Linked DNA regions of Homo sapiens: all the other regions are linked to region 1. A link is an interaction called in ENCODE POLR2A ChIA-PET data of the cell type or tissue named here. Cell type or tissue: K562. All regions are shown on one strand. Region 1 has its middle 110 kb from the start of NEK6. Region 2 has its middle 27 kb from the start of NEK6. Region 3 overlaps DENND1A (DENN domain containing 1A).

Region 1 (5,000 bases):
TTTTTTTTTGAGACGGAGTCTCACCCTGTCACCTAGGCTGGAGTGCAGTGGCACAATCTCTGCTCACTGCAACCTCTGCTTCCCAGGCTCAAGTGATTCTCGTGCCTTAGTCTCTTGAGTAGCTGGGATTACAGATGTGTGCCACCACGTCTGGCTAATTTTTTTTGGATTTTTTTTTTTTTTGGCAGAGACAGGTTTTGCCATGTTGGCCAGGCTGGACCATAATCTATTAATTGTTCTTTTATTATTGTATGTATTTTAAGGTTGCTTCTATTCCTGATTTTTTTATGAAAATCACATCAATGGTATGTAATTGAATATACTTGTGCCAATATTTCTATTTTCTTAAACTCCAAGAAATAGAATCATGAACTACAGGATCTAAACTTTTAAAGCTCCTGATATATCATGTTCGATTGTGTTTGAGAGATAGTGTACCCATTTACCCTCTCTCCAATGTAGCAGACAGCCTGGATTATCATGTCCATACCAACGACATCAGTTAGGATACAGGCTAAACTGCCATAGCAAAAAGATCAGAAAACACAGTTACTCAAGCAAGCTGGACATTTCTTTCTTTTTCACATAAGAATCTAAAGCTAAGAAGCCCCAAGCTGAGGAGGCATTTCTCACTGAAAACATTCTGGGACTGTAGTTCCTTCATCTTCATCTGCCATCCCCTGGGGGACTGTCTCCAACTCTGTGATCAAAGGCCCTCCAGGTCCTCATTTGATTTTATTCTGCAAGAAAGGAGAGGGAAAGGCGGTAGAGAGAAGATGATTTTGTTTGGGGCAAGTGAACTGGATATTAGCCTCTCCAGATCCATGCTCTGTTCTGCTCTGTGCCTTGGAGCTGACCTCTATAGATTTCCTTGTCCTTTGGCTTCCAGTTTAGTTCAGCCAATGGAAGACATCAGTAAGAGATCAGAGGATGGAGTCAAGAGATCAGGGCACCAAGTGCTCTGGCTCACTCCTTGCTGGGAGTTGCCTGTGTCCCTTTACTGAAAGCCATAGCTCCTGGCCAGACACAGTGGCTCACGCCTGTAATCCTAACACTTTGGGAGACCGAGGTGGGTGAATCACCTGAGGTCAGGAGTTCGAGACCAGCCTGGACAACATGGCGAAACCCTGTCTTTACTAAAAACACAAAAATTAGCCAGTTGTGGTGGCAGGCACCTGTAGTCTCAGCTACTCAGGAGGCTGAGGTAAGAGAATCTCTTGAACCCGGTGGGTGGAGGTTGCAGTGAGCCAAGATCGCACCACTTCACTCCAGCCTGGGTGAAAAAGCGAAACTGTCTCAAAAAAAAAAAAAAAAAAAGAAAAGAAAAGAAAAGAAAAAGCCACAGCTCCTGTCGGATGGTCTGCTCCATGTCATCCTCTCTGAGCTTCTATTTGCTCCTTTCTCCAGTCTCTAAGGCCTGGAGAAGGTAAGAGCTCCCCGTTGATGCTCACCCGGGGGTACTGCATCACCTCCTGTTACTTTTCCTAAACCCTCTGCCTGCAGTGACTTCTGACACCAGCGGCTCATAGTCTGGCCAAATTTCGCAAGGGAAAGAGCACAGTCCTCTAGAAGACTCAGACATCAGCTGCAAGTTTGGGGTTTCCTAGACTACCCCCACTTCTAACCAGCTGACTACAAATCCAGGGATCCTCACTACTCCCTCAGGTTCAAACATTCTAGAATAATGTAACTGTGCAAGGGGTTCACCTTCCCCCTGCCTAGACAGAGCTGATTTCTCAAGACATGGGAATTGTAATAGAGAAAGAATAATTCACACAGAGCCGGCTGTGTAGGAAACTGGAGTTTTCTTATTACTCAAATCAGTCTCCCCGGGCATTTGGGGAGCAGAGTTTTTAAGGACAACTTGGTGGGTGGGGGGAAGCCAGTGAGCCAGGAGTGCTGATTGGTCAGGGAGGAAATTACAGAAAGTCAAAGCTGCCTTATTGTGCTGAGTCAGTTCCTGGGTAGGGATCATAAGATCAGATGAGCCAGTTTATTGTTCTGGGTGATGCCAGCTGATCCATCAAGTGCAGGGTCTGAAAAATATCTCAGCACTGACCTTAGGAGCAGTCTAGGGAGGGTGAGAATCTTGTAACCTCCAGCTGCGTGACTCCTAAACCATAATTTCTAATGTTGTGGCTAATGTTAGTCCTACAAAGGCAATCTAGTCCCCAAGCAAGAAGGTCTGCTTTGGGAAAGGGCTGTTAATGTCTTCGTTTTAAACTATAAACTATAAACTGGGTTTCTCTCAAAGATAGTTCAGCCTACACCCAGGAATGAACAAGGACAGTTTGGAGGTTAGAAGCAAGATGGGGTGCCAGGTGCAGTGGCTCACGCCTGTAATCCCAGCACTTTGGGAGGCCAAGGCAGGTGGATCACCTGAGGTCAGGAGTTCAAGATCAGCCTGGACAACATGGTGAAACCCCGTCTGTACTAAAAATACAAAAAATTAGCCAGGCATGGTGGTGCGCGCCTGTAGTCCCAGCTACTCGGGATGCTGAGGCAGGAGAATCTCTTGAACCTGGGAGGCGGAGGTTGCAGTGAGCCGAGATCGCGCCATTGCACTCCAGCCTGGTGCCAAAGAGATTCTGTCTCAAAAAAAGAAAAAAAGAAAAAAGAAAAAAGAAAAAAAAGAAAAAGAAAAAGAAAGAAACAAGATGGAGTTGGTTAAATTAGGTCTCTTTCACTGTCTCAGTCATAATTTTGCAAAGGCAGTTTCAATAACTCATAGAATTCAGGATAGCATGATACATATGATTAGCAAGAAGATACAAACCAGAATCAGCCAAAGAAAAAGATGCATAGGGCAAGGTCTGGAAGGGTCCCAAACATCAAGCTTCCATCATCCTCGGGGAGCCGTTACCCTCCCAGCACATCAATATGCATAGTATGGACAACCAGGGAAGCTCACTTAAATGACAGTGTCCAGACTTTCTATTGGGGCTTTATTTCATAGGCTGATTAAATCATGGCCATGAGGTTGAACTCAACCTTTACTCCCCTAGCTGTCCCCAGAGGTAGGGCTGATATCAGGTGACTCAAAGCCCCAGCCGTCTTATCAAACGGTTGGACTTTCTGGCATTGTCAGTCTCCACCCTGACCCTACCTTGTCTTCTGATTAGCATAAACTTCCTAGGAAGCATTAGTCACCTAAACCATCACGTGTGGCCCATGGGAGCCATCATGAATATCAAAGATACTTTTTTTACTCAGGAAGTTCCAGGGATTTGAAGATTACCTCCCAGGAACCAGGAGCCGAGGCCAGCAAATTCTTTTTGTTTGTTTTGAGAAAGGATCGAGTGAGGTGACTCATGCCTGTAATCCCAGCACTTTGGGAGGCTGAGGCAGGCAGATCACTTGAAGCCAGGAGTTCGAGACCAGCCTGGCCAACATGGTGAAGCCCATCTCTACTAAAAATACAAAAATTTGGCCGGGTGCAGTGGCTCACGCCTGTGATCCCAGCACTTTGGGAGGCCGAGGTGGGCGGATCACAAGGCCAGGAGATCAAGACCATCCTGGCTAACACAGTGAAACGCCGTCTCTACTAAAAATACAAAAAATTAGCCAGGCGTGGTGGCAGGCGCCTGTGGTCCCAGCTACTCGGGAGGCTGAGGCAGGAGAATGGCGTGATCCTGGGAGGCGGAGCTTGCAGTGAGCCGAGATTGCGCCACTGCACTCCAGCCTGGGCGACAGAGCCAGATTCCGTCTCAAAAAAAAAAAAAAAAAAAAAAGAAAGAAAAAAATATATACAAAAATTTGCCCGGCATGGTGGCACATGCCTGTAATCCCAGCTACTCAGGAGGCTGAGGCAGGAGAATCGCTTCAACCCAGGAGGCAGAGGCTGCAGTGAGCCGAGATCGAGCCACTGCACTCCAGCCTGGGTGACAGAGTGAGACTCAGTCTCAAAAAAAAAAAAAAAAAAAAGAAGAGAGAGAGAGGGAGAAAGGTTCTTGCTTTGTCACTCAGGCTGGAGTACAGTGGTGCAATCATGACTCACTGCAGCCTTGACCTCCTGGGCCAACAAATTATTTATTATATACTGTCCACACTGTCTCATGCGTCCGTGTGAAGAGACCACCGAACGGGCTTTGTGTGAGCAACAAGGCTGTTTATTTCACCTGGGTACAGGCGGTCTGAGTCCAAAAAAAGGAGTCAGCAAAGGTGGTGGGATTATCATTAGTTCTTACAGGTTTTGGGATAGGCGGTGGAGTTAGGAGCAATGTTTTGCGGGCAGGGGTTGGATCTCACAAAGTACATTCTCAAGGGTGGGGAGAATTACAAAGAACCTTCTTAAGGGTGGGGGAGATTACAAAGTACATTGATCAGTTAGGGTGGGGCAGAAACAAATCACAATGGTGGAATGTCATCAGTTAAGGCTATTTTCACTTGTTTTGTGGATCTTCAGTTGCTTCAGGCCGTCTGGATGTCTACATGCAGTTCACAGGGGATATGATGGCTTAGCTTGGGCTCAGAGGCCTGACACACACCTTTGTAAATTTTCCTTTTTTTTTAACTCTCCTCAAATTACTCAGTTTGAGGGTACCATCCCTTTCCTGCTGGGACCCCAACTAGCACAAATGAAACTAAAATGAAACACATCAATGTCTCACGTGTCCGTGTGAAGAGACCACCAAACAGGCTTTGTGTGAGCAACAAGGCTATTTATTTCACCTGGGTGCAGGCGGGCTGAGTCCGAAAAGAGAGTCAGCAAAGTGTGGTGGGATTATCATTAGTTCTTACAGGTTTTGGGATAGGCGGTGGAGTTAGGAGCAATGTTTTGTGGGCAGGGGGTGGATCTCACAAAGTACATTCTCAAGGGTGGGGAGAATCACAAAGAACCTTCTAAAGGGTGGGGGAGATTACAAAGTACATTGATCAGTTAGGTTGGGGCAGAAAGAAATCACAATGGCAGAATGTCATCAGTTAAGGCTGTTTTCACTTGTTTTGTGGATCTTCAGTTGCTTCAGGCCATCTGGATGTCTACGTGCAGGTCACAGGGG
Region 2 (5,000 bases), 86 kb before region 1:
GTGAACCTGGGAGGTGGAGCTTGCAGTGAGCCTAGATGGCACCACTGTACTCCAGCCTGGGCGACAGAGTGAGACTCCGTCTCAAAAAAAAAAAAAAAAAAAAAAAATTAACTGCTAGTTTCTCAAACTAAAAGAGAGAAAAAGTAATGTTTTCCCTCTTTTTTTAAACTTGTATTTTTGGTTTGGGGGTACATGTGAAGGTTTGTTACATAGGTAAACATGTGTCATGGGGGTTTGTTGTACAGGTTATTTCATCACCCAGCTATGAAGCCCAGTACCCAATAGTTATCTTTTCCGCTTCCCTTTGTTTCTTCTTGAGAACTTTGCTAGTTTGTGTCTTTCAAGGAATATGCCCACTTCATCTAAGTTGTCAAATTTGTGGTCATAACTTTGGGCACAATACTTCCTTATTATCTTTTTAATGGTCACAGGATGTGTAGGGATGCCCTCTCTTTCTTTCTTTTTTTTTTTTTTTTTTTTTTTTTTTGAGACAAGGTCTTGCTCTGTCACCCAGGCTGGAGTGTAATGGCGCTATCATAGCTCACTGCAGCCTTGACCTCCTAGACTCAAGGGATTCTCCCACCTCAGCCTCCCAAGTAGCTAAGACTACAAACATGAGCCACCACACCCAGCGAATTTTTTTACTTTTTGTAGAGACAGGGTCTCGCTGTGTTGCCCAGGCTGGTTTTGAATTCCTGGCTTTAAGCAATCCTCCTGCCTCAGCCTCCCAAAGTGTCAGGATTACAGGCAGAGCCACTGCACCCAGGCTTTCATTTTTCTTGTTGGTAATTTGTGTCTTTTTTTTTTTCTTTGAGATGGAGTCTTGCTCTGTCGCCCAGGCTGGAGTGCAGTGGCACTGTCTCGGCTCACTGCAAACTCCACCTCCTGGGTTCAAGCAATTCTCCTGCCTCAGCCTCCCGAGTAGCTGGGACTTCAGGCACACGCCACCACATCTGGCTAATTTTTTGTATTTTTAGTAGAGACGGGGTTTCACTACATTAGACAGGATGGTCTCCATCTCCTCCCCTCGTGATCCTCCCACCTCGGCCTCCCAAAGTGCTGGGATTACAGGCATGAGCCACTGCACCTGGCCCGTGACTTTCTCTTTTCTACTGATTGAAGATGAAGTTTATCAATGTTGTTGATGTTTTCAAAGAGGCAGCTTGTGGTTTCATTTATTTTCTCTCTTGTTTTTCTGTTTTCTAGTCATTGATTTCTACTCTTATCTTATTATTTCTTTCTTTCTACCTGCTTTGGGTTTAATTTGCTCTTCTTTATCTAGTTCCTAAAGGTGGAAGCTTAGCAAATGTATTTATTTTGGGACTTTCTTCCTTTTGAATAAAGCCATTTAATGTTATAACTTTCCCTTTATTGTATTGCTTTATCTGTATCACATAGGCTTAGATATGTTACATTTTCATTGTTATTCAGCTCAAAATATTTTCTAGTTTTCTTTGTGATTTCTTTCTATATATATATATATATATATATATATATATATATATATATATATATACTTTTTTTTTTTTGAGACTGAGTCTTGATCTGTCAATCAGGCTGGAATGCATTGGCACGATCTTGGCTCACTGCAACCTCCGCTTCCTGGGTTCAAGCAATTCTTGTGCCTCAGCCTCCCCAGTAGCTGGGATTACAGGCATGTGCCATCACACCTGGCTAATTTTTGTATTTTTTGTAGAGACAGGGTTTCACCAGGTGGGCCAGGCTGATCTCGAACTCCTGACATTAAGCGATCTGCCTGCCTCGGCCTCCCAAAGTGCTGGGATTACAGGCATGAGCCACCGCACCTGGCTTTCTTTCTATATATTCTTTGTTGATGTATACAGGCATACTAAAAGTTTTTTAAAATCCACAGGTGAAAAGGATGCATAACAACTTCTAGATGGGTCTTATTGCTGGGAGTGAAGGGTAGATGGAAATGGGATAAGAAAAGCGGTAGATATTAACAATGCTCACCACCATGTCAGTTCTCTTCTGAGCACATGAGAGGATTATACTTCACTTCCCCTTCGAAGCTGGACATGGACACATGACTTGCTTTAGCCAATGAAATGTGAGGAGAACTGACACATGCCGCTTCCAAATGGAAACATCTAAGAGCCAGCACCTGAGTCTTCTTGCTCCCTTCCTTACCTGGTGAATCTTGAAGCCTTTTGCTGAGATCACAGCATCATAAATAGTGGAGCATCCCTCAGACTGGGTTCCTAAGAGACTACAATGAACATAGCCCAATGTAGTCAACCCTCACTGGATCGAGAATGCGATAGAAGCAGACCTTTGTTGTTTAAAGCAACTGAAATTTGGGGTTTGTTTGTTACTACAGCATAACCTAGCCTTTCCTGGCTAACATGGGGACCTTTGATTATATTTGTAAGTTTTTTGTTTGTTTGTTTGTTTGTTTGTTTTTTGAGACAGAGTCTCGCTCTGTTGCCCACGCTGGAGTGCAGTGGCGTGATCTTGGCTCACTGCAACCTCTGCCTCCTGGTTCAAGCAATTCTCCTGCCTCAGCCTCTTGAGTAGCTAGGATTACAGGCACATGCCACCACACCCAGCTAATTTTTGCCTTTTTAGTAGAGACGGGATTTTGCCATGTTGGTCAGGCTGGTCTCGAACTCCTGACCTCTTGATTTGCCCACCTCGGCCTCCCAAAGTGCCGTGGTATGAGCCACCGCGCCCAGCCAGTTTTTATTTTTTTACGAGCCTAAAGTTTCATTTTTTAACAGGGGTAGCGGGTACATGAGTATTTGTCATATAATTTTCTACACCTCCCGTATGTTTTAAGTAACTGTTTAAAAAAATTTATTTGTATATTTTTTGAAGACAGAATCTCTCTCTGTCACCCAGGCTGGAGTGCCATGACCTGATCACCACTCACTGCAACCTCCGCCTCCCAGGATCAAGCGATTATGGTGCCTTAGCCTCCCAAATAGCTGGGATTACAGGTGCACACCACCATGCCTGGCTAATTTTTGTATTTTTCATAAAGATAGGGTTTTGCAATGTTGGCCAGGCTGGTCTCAAACTCTTGGCCTTAAGTGATCCTCTTACCTCGGCCTACCAAAGTGCTGGGATTACAGACGTGAGCCACTGAGCCTGGTCTGTTTTAAGTAACGTTTAAAGGAAAAACAACATTAGAGGAGAGGGAGAAGAGAAGAAGGAGGAGAAGGCACCTGGGGAGGTGGGTCCTTTTTTCTATTCCCCAAGTCGTTTCTCCATCTATCCTCTGGGTTTGGGAAGTCAGTGGGGAAAGGTTTGACTGTTTCTCCAGCCAGATAATCATCTATGAGCAGTGGCCCCTCACCCTCACTCTGCTTGTCACCATCTGGTACATTACATATTTAGTGTATGGTTATTGTCTCTCTCCCCTTGAGAAGAGGGACTTTATTTTATAACCCCAATGCCTAGAACAATGCCTGGCACACAGAAGTCACTCAACACCTGCTTTTTTTTTTTTTTTTCTTTTTTTTTGAGATGGAGTCTCGCTCTGTCCAGGCTGGAGTGCAGTGGCCCAATCTAGGCTCACTGCAACCTCCACCTCCCAGGTTCAAGCAATTCTCTGCCTCAGCCTTCTGAGTAGCTGGGATTACAGGCGCCCGCCACCACGCGTGGCTAATTTTTATATTTTTAGTAGAGTTGGGGTTTCACCATCTTGGCCAGGCTTGTCTTGAATGCCTGACCTTGTGATCCACCCACCTCGGCCTCCCAAAGTGCTGGGATTACACGCATGAGCCACCATGACCGGCCAATACCTGCTTATTAAATGAGCACGTGCAAAAGATCGCCTCCCTCACCCATGTCTGCCTAGGGAGGACAGTGACCACGTTCTGTCCCTATTCCATGTTCCTTCTCACTTGCCTTTCCCCCAGAGTGAACACCCAGTGGAACTGATGAAAGTGTAAGCAGCTCTTTACTCAAAGGTCCAGATATTTGGCTAGGCATGGTGGCTCATGCCTGTAATCCAGCACTTTGGGAGGCCGAGGTGGGTGGATCACCTGAGGTCAGAAGTTAGACCAGCCTGGCCAACATGGTGAAACCTCGTCTCTACTAAAAATACAAAAATTAGTTGGGTGTGGTGGTGGGCCCCTTTAATCCCAGCTACTTGGGAGGCTGAGGCAGGAGAATCGCTTGAACCCAGCAGGGGGCAGAGGTTGCAGTGAGCCAAGATCATGCCATTGCACTCCAGCCTGGATGACAGAGCAGATTCATCTACCAAAAAAAAAAGTCCAGATATTTGTTCCAACACCATGTTTCTGTGTTTTGTGTGTGCATATGCATGTGTGAGTCTGTCCGTCTGGGGCTGGGATGAGGGGACTAGGGGCTGTGCCCCTCATGCAGCCATTTCCTTCTACTCTATTCCCTGCCCAGGTAGGAGTCTGGTTAAGTGCACCCCGAGAAGCATGGAGAGACCCCAACTCCCCATCGGGGCCACCCTTCAGCCTCCGGGAGGGGCCTGGAACTCGGCTTTCTCCAGGAGATTTGGGGAACATGTTACCGGGGTCCTTCAGCGGCCTCTCATCCACTTCTTGGCTGCAGAAATTCCCTGGCCACCTGGGCACGGAGACACTCTGGCTCCACCAGCCCACGCAGAAGCCTGAACTCATGTAATTAGACATAATGACACATGGCGGGAGCTTCCAGAATCTCACAATCTAATGACACACCCACCTCCCAACCCACCTCAGGGGCCAGCAGAGCTCCTAATTAGGTCTGGCGCCAGCAGGTGGGAGATCCAAGGGTTGGGGGAGCAAGGAGAGAATCCTGGCCTTGGGGTTTGTCAACCTGTGTGCCAAGTCCAGTTTGATTACTTTTTGACTATGAGGCGCTGGGCAAGTCAATTCACTTCTTCAAGCCTCCATTTTCTCATCTGTAAAATGGGGTTTTGTATTTACACCACAAAGTGCTGTTGTGAGGAGTGTGAGTTCCCTCCTGCTGGGAGGCTGTCAGTGGGTGGGTCTGGGGGAGACTGGCCTGCCATGCCCAAG
Region 3 (5,000 bases), 590 kb after region 1:
CTCTTCTTCGCTGCAGGGCCTTTGCACACCACTCCCCGTACTTAGCACGCGGTGCTCACCCCTCTTTGCTGAGTTAACCACCCTCACCCATCCTTCAGATCTTAGTGCAAGCTTGTTGCCCTCCAGGAAGCCTTCCTTGACCTTCTTGACAAGCTCTGTTACAGGCTCGTCACAGTAGCAATGGCACATGCATTCCTGTTTTTCTCACTAGAATGTCAGCTGAATGAGGGCAAGACCCACGTGTGGTTTCATTGTATCCCTTGCATTCTCAACACCTAACATAGTCCTCGGTACATAGGAAATAATAAATATTTGCTGAGTGAATGGATAACTCGAGGTCACCACGTCGCACAATTCCTCTTATGGGGAACGCAGCGTGAAAGGTGTGCTCTGAAGCGTGGCATCTTGAGATGAATGAAGGGCATGTTAGAAATAGTCCGGGAAGCTTGATGTTGAGGGCAACAGCCACCATGTCACACAGTCTTTCCTACATTGTTTTTTATGTCTCACTTTTCAGGAAAATCTTTATTCCATTTGGCCAACGGGTTTGTTTGTAGTACGTGGACCTGTGGAGTCTCACAACCTTCATCTTTCCCTCCTTGCTTTGGCTACTAGGAGGCTTTTAAGTCAAATTTAAGCTCATTTCTAGCCACCATGTAAGACCTGGTGGCTTACATTTATATACCAAATGTATTACGTGCTTCTTTGCCCATTACCATCACTTCCGAGTTTTTTGTTTTAACCTCTTGAGTACATGTCTATTAGTATAAGCTGCCACACTTCCTTTAGAGTATGATGTGTGAGAAATATAAATAAGCCTTTATTCTAACATTTGTAAGTAGCTTTAAGAGGGGATAGAATGGGAACTGAAAGTCTGAGTTTGGGCCCAGACTACAAGACTTTGATTGGAATGTGGCCCATGTCTTGAGTTTGTTGCTAGGTATGTAGCCTAACCTCCCTGAGGCTGTTTTACCCTTGTAAGATGGGAACATTAATCCCTTCCTCACCGGATTGTTAAAATAACTAAATTGTAAAATGTATGCAAAAGTGCTTACCTGGCATGGAGTAAGTCATTAAAAATTGTTTTTGTTTTTATTAGACATGTTCTAATAGGAACAACATTCATTTAAATTTCAAAAACATGCCCTAATTCTGAACACTTTTTTTTTTTTGAGACTGAGTTTCTCTCTGTCGCCCAGGCTGGAGTGCAATGGCGCAATCTCGGCTCACTGTAGCCTCTGCCTCCCGGGTTCCAGTGATTCTCGTGCCTCAGCTTCCCAAGTAGCTGGGACTACAGGTGTGTGCCACTGCACCCAGCCTGAACACGTTTTTGTCCTCCCAGTAACTGAGGTATCAAATGGATCCTGCCATCCGTAGGATCTTCCAGGGCTCCATATGTAGTGGGCTTAGTCAGCCACCCTACTTTGACCCTGTCCTCAACCTGTGTTTTCCTTCTCTCCATCACCAGATCTCTTCCCTGAAGAACAGGCTGAAAAAGGTCTCCACAACCACTGGGGATGGTGTGGCCAGAGCGTTCCTCAAGGCCCAGGCTGCTTTCTTCGGTAGCTACCGAAACGCTCTGAAAATCGAGCCGGTGAGTAGCCTTGGCATGTCACAGAGCCTGTGTTTGGTCAGGGCTGAGAAGCATACCTCAGGGGCCACAAGAAATGCCATGATTCTTCTGGTTTCCAGATTCATCTAGAAGAGCTTGTGTGTGTTTGTGGTGGGGGACAGTGTACTCCCCTTGCCATACCTCTCAACACAAGGAGGCTGTGCTATCATGTGTGAGACCCTCACTGCTCTGGGGGCTGTTATGCCCTGTGCACCACCCTAGACAGTAAGCCCCAACCGCGTGTCAGATGCAGCGCCAGGCCCCTCACACTCACCTGCTCTCCCTGGGGCTTCACAGTGCACCTGTGCAGTAGCGGTGATCAGCTCCACTTTACAAATGAGGAAACCAAGACTCAGGGAAGAGAAACAACTTAGCCCGGAAAAGCCAGATGGCCCCGGAGCCCCTGCTTTCCCACTGGGCCTCGCCACCCCTGTTCTTTCACGGGACCGCTCCTCCACGCTTGAGAAAGCAGAGCCTCCTGGGTCTCACGCCTCATGGCTCCTGAGAGTGGTTTTGGTGTAAGTGACCACAATGAAGACCGGGAAGTGACCTTGCCCACCTCTGGCCCTTCCCCCTTTCTGGGCCTCGTTGACTTATCTATGTCCCCTGCCTGCCTCAGGAAGTGACTCGTGATTGCAAGGATGTGAAGACAGCAGGTCTTCTCTGAAACCAAGGGCAGTAGCAGTCCTCTTAGCTTCAGAGAGAAGTTCTTCTTTGCTGTTTCTCTCCTCGGCCTACTCTTGGCTTTCTGGTTGAGGAGAATGCAGGAACTGGCCTAGGGACCTGGGTCACCCTGCAGAGGGGAGAATGTTGGAGGGAAACCTTGCCGACAGGCCTGTTCTCCCAGGAGCACAGGGCTGCCTTCGTCTTGAACGGGTGAGTGACGCTGTCACACCCAGCCTAGTCGGAGTCAGAATCAGAGTTGGGTGTAAGGGACCAGCACTGGCTTCACTGCCTATAGGCCGGGGCTGTTTGTTTCTATTTTTACTTTAACCTATAGCATTTAATTAGATCAAATCACAAAAGATGAGGGGATGTGAGACAATGCATTCTTTATAGAAATTCTGATTGTGAGCAGGGGTCACGCTTCCTTGTAAGCCGCAATTATACATTGGTAAGTATCTTTACTGCTCTGACTCCGTCGTGTATTCAAGTAAAACACAAAGAGTAACAGCAAACACCTTGTTTCCCCATCACCCAGGACCTGCTCTCTGTGAAGTGGCCGGGGCAGTGGGTGCTCAGGGAGCAGCGTCCTAACCCCACCCTCCTACTCCTTTTTATCCATCTAGCACTTAGGCCTTACTCTCTAGGCTGCCTGAGCTTTGGGCAGTGCCATCGTCACTGTGTGCTCACATAGCAGAAGGGATACACTCTCTTTTTGCTTCCTGAGACATATTTCCCTTAGGTTTCTCGAAAGCCCTTCAGCTTAAAGCCAGTTCTTGATAGTGTCCTGCTAGTCTCAAAGTGACATGGCTCTGATTACTTGTCACGATCTTGGGTCCAGCCAAACCAATCAGGTTCAAAGCAGTGACAGCTGGCACAATTCAAGGAAAATACAGTTGTCTTCCCCCCTTTAAAATGGGAATGAATAGGACAACTGGCCCAATCCTTTGCTTGGGTTGCTGGGAATGGACAGACTTGAAGTATTTTCACTCTTGCAGTGATCTCATTGTTGGCCTGTGTGCATCTGGAATCCAAAGGCAGCTGAAGTTCGGGACATATTGCTGCTGCAGGATCTGGGCACAGGCTCCTCCACGGGAGGAGTTTATCGTTGTACTTGCACAAGGTGCTGGAAGGCACTGGATTTAAGGACAGAAGCCCTGGAGTTTCAAGCCTGGCTCTGCACTTCTTAGCTGTCTAAAAGTTGAGCAAGCCATTTAATCCATTTAAACTTCAGTTTCTTCATCTGTGAAATGAGGATAAGCCTGCCTGTCCTTCCTGAGGATCAATTGAGCCATAACACATTTCATCAGGAAGGTGAAACTTGAACTGGGTCTGATGAGTAAGGTTTGGGAAAAGAAAGAAGGGAGCATCCCTTCCTAGAGTGAGGGTGGAGGTAACTGAGGAAGCAAAGGCTTGGAGACAGGGCCCCTCATAGCCAGTGAGTGCGCCATTTTCTTTGGAGCAATTGGGTGGGGAGATGGGGCTGCAGGAGAGGATAGAGCCAAATTTGGCGGAGCCTTGGATGCTACGCTAAGAGAGTGAACTTTACCCTGTGAGGAGTGTAAGTTTTTGAGCAGAAATGTGACATGACTGAAGTTGCCTTTGAGCAGTAGTACAGTGATGGACTAAAAGGAGAGCTGGAGGCAGAGAAACCAGTTAGAGGAGTGTTATGGGAACTCAGAAGAGAGCCCCGGGTGGCTCCACCAGGAACAGGGACCATGAAGGAGGAAGTAGCAAGACTCCGCAATAGATCAAATATGGGAGATGAACAGCAAGAAGTGTCAAAATGTCTCCCAAGATTTGGAGCCTAGGAGAGGATGAAGACACCCCTAGTTGCAAAAGGAAATGCTTAATGCCAAGGTGTTCACAGTAGCAGCATTTCTAATGGTAAAACACTGGAGTATACTGAGTATCCATGTTAGGTAACTGGTGAAATAAATTAAAGTCTGTCTTATGATAGTTTTAATGGCTATGTAATATTCTATCAGCTTAGAGATAACATGATGGATTTAGATGGAGACATGGCACTTGTCCTTGAATGTAAGATGCTGTTCAGTCATAAGATGTACTATTAGTTTATGTACCATTAAGAAAGGGAAAAGAGTGGTGCCAATTATAATCGAAGGATGCCACCAATTATAAGACACATCCAGATTTCAGAAATGTTACAATGGGAAGTAATTTTCATCTTAGAATCAATGAAATATGGCAGACCTGTCAGCCTTTCAATCCTGTTCATCTGAACCACAATGGCTTTCTTCCATAAGGTGGAGAAGGAAACCAGAAGGCCTGGAATTTTCCAACCAAGCTTCAAGTCGTGGTCATCACCATGTCACCTAGATGGTTTTTAAACTATAGATTTAATTTTGGCAAATTCCCCTCTTCTAAAATATGATGTAACAACATTCCCCATGTAAGATTGCTTGGGGCAGCCAGGCATGGTGGCACATTTAAGACCAGCCTGGGCAACATAGAGAGACCCCATCTCTACAAAAAATAAATTAGCTGGATGTAGTATCACATGCCTGTGGTCCCAGCTACTTGGGAGGCTGACAGGAGGACCACTTCAGCCCAGGAGTTTGAGGCTGCAGTAGGCCAAGATGGTGCCACTGCATTCCAGCCTGGGCAACAGGGTGAGACCCTGTCTTTTAAAAATGTTGAGCGGATTAGTTTAAAATAATGACTGCAAAGTACATATGAGCCCAAGAAATAGGGAGGAGGCGTT

The links. ChIA-PET counts read pairs that join two places held together with the same protein. Peaks named below come from ENCODE experiments on the same cell type or tissue, not always from the same donor. Only the 100,000 strongest peaks of a DNase experiment are listed, where the experiment ranks them.
Region 2: POLR2A ChIA-PET joins it to region 1 with 8 read pairs; 4 of 35 experiments call an interaction of 5 or more read pairs at or near these places.
Region 3: POLR2A ChIA-PET joins it to region 1 with 5 read pairs; 1 of 35 experiments calls an interaction of 5 or more read pairs at or near these places.

Annotation. Positions count from the first base shown.
Region 1 is chr9:124,143,064-124,148,063 of GRCh38, reverse strand. No RefSeq gene overlaps it. Among named protein-coding and RNA genes, the nearest start is that of NEK6, 110 kb to the left of the region's middle. RefSeq lists enhancers at 2,871-3,444, 3,445-4,020, 4,021-4,594 and a silencer at 4,980-5,000. In K562, no CTCF peak of the experiment used is centred here; a DNase peak (open chromatin) is centred at 3,063.
Region 2 is chr9:124,228,572-124,233,571 of GRCh38, reverse strand. No RefSeq gene overlaps it. Among named protein-coding and RNA genes, the nearest start is that of NEK6, 27 kb to the left of the region's middle. In K562, no CTCF peak of the experiment used is centred here; a DNase peak (open chromatin) is centred at 2,031.
Region 3 is chr9:123,554,164-123,559,163 of GRCh38, reverse strand. It overlaps DENND1A (DENN domain containing 1A), which reads left to right. Exons shown (of 24, transcript NM_001352964.2): 13 at 1,469-1,594. Among named protein-coding and RNA genes, the nearest start is that of MIR7150, 71 kb to the right of the region's middle. In K562, no CTCF peak of the experiment used is centred here; a DNase peak (open chromatin) is centred at 2,213.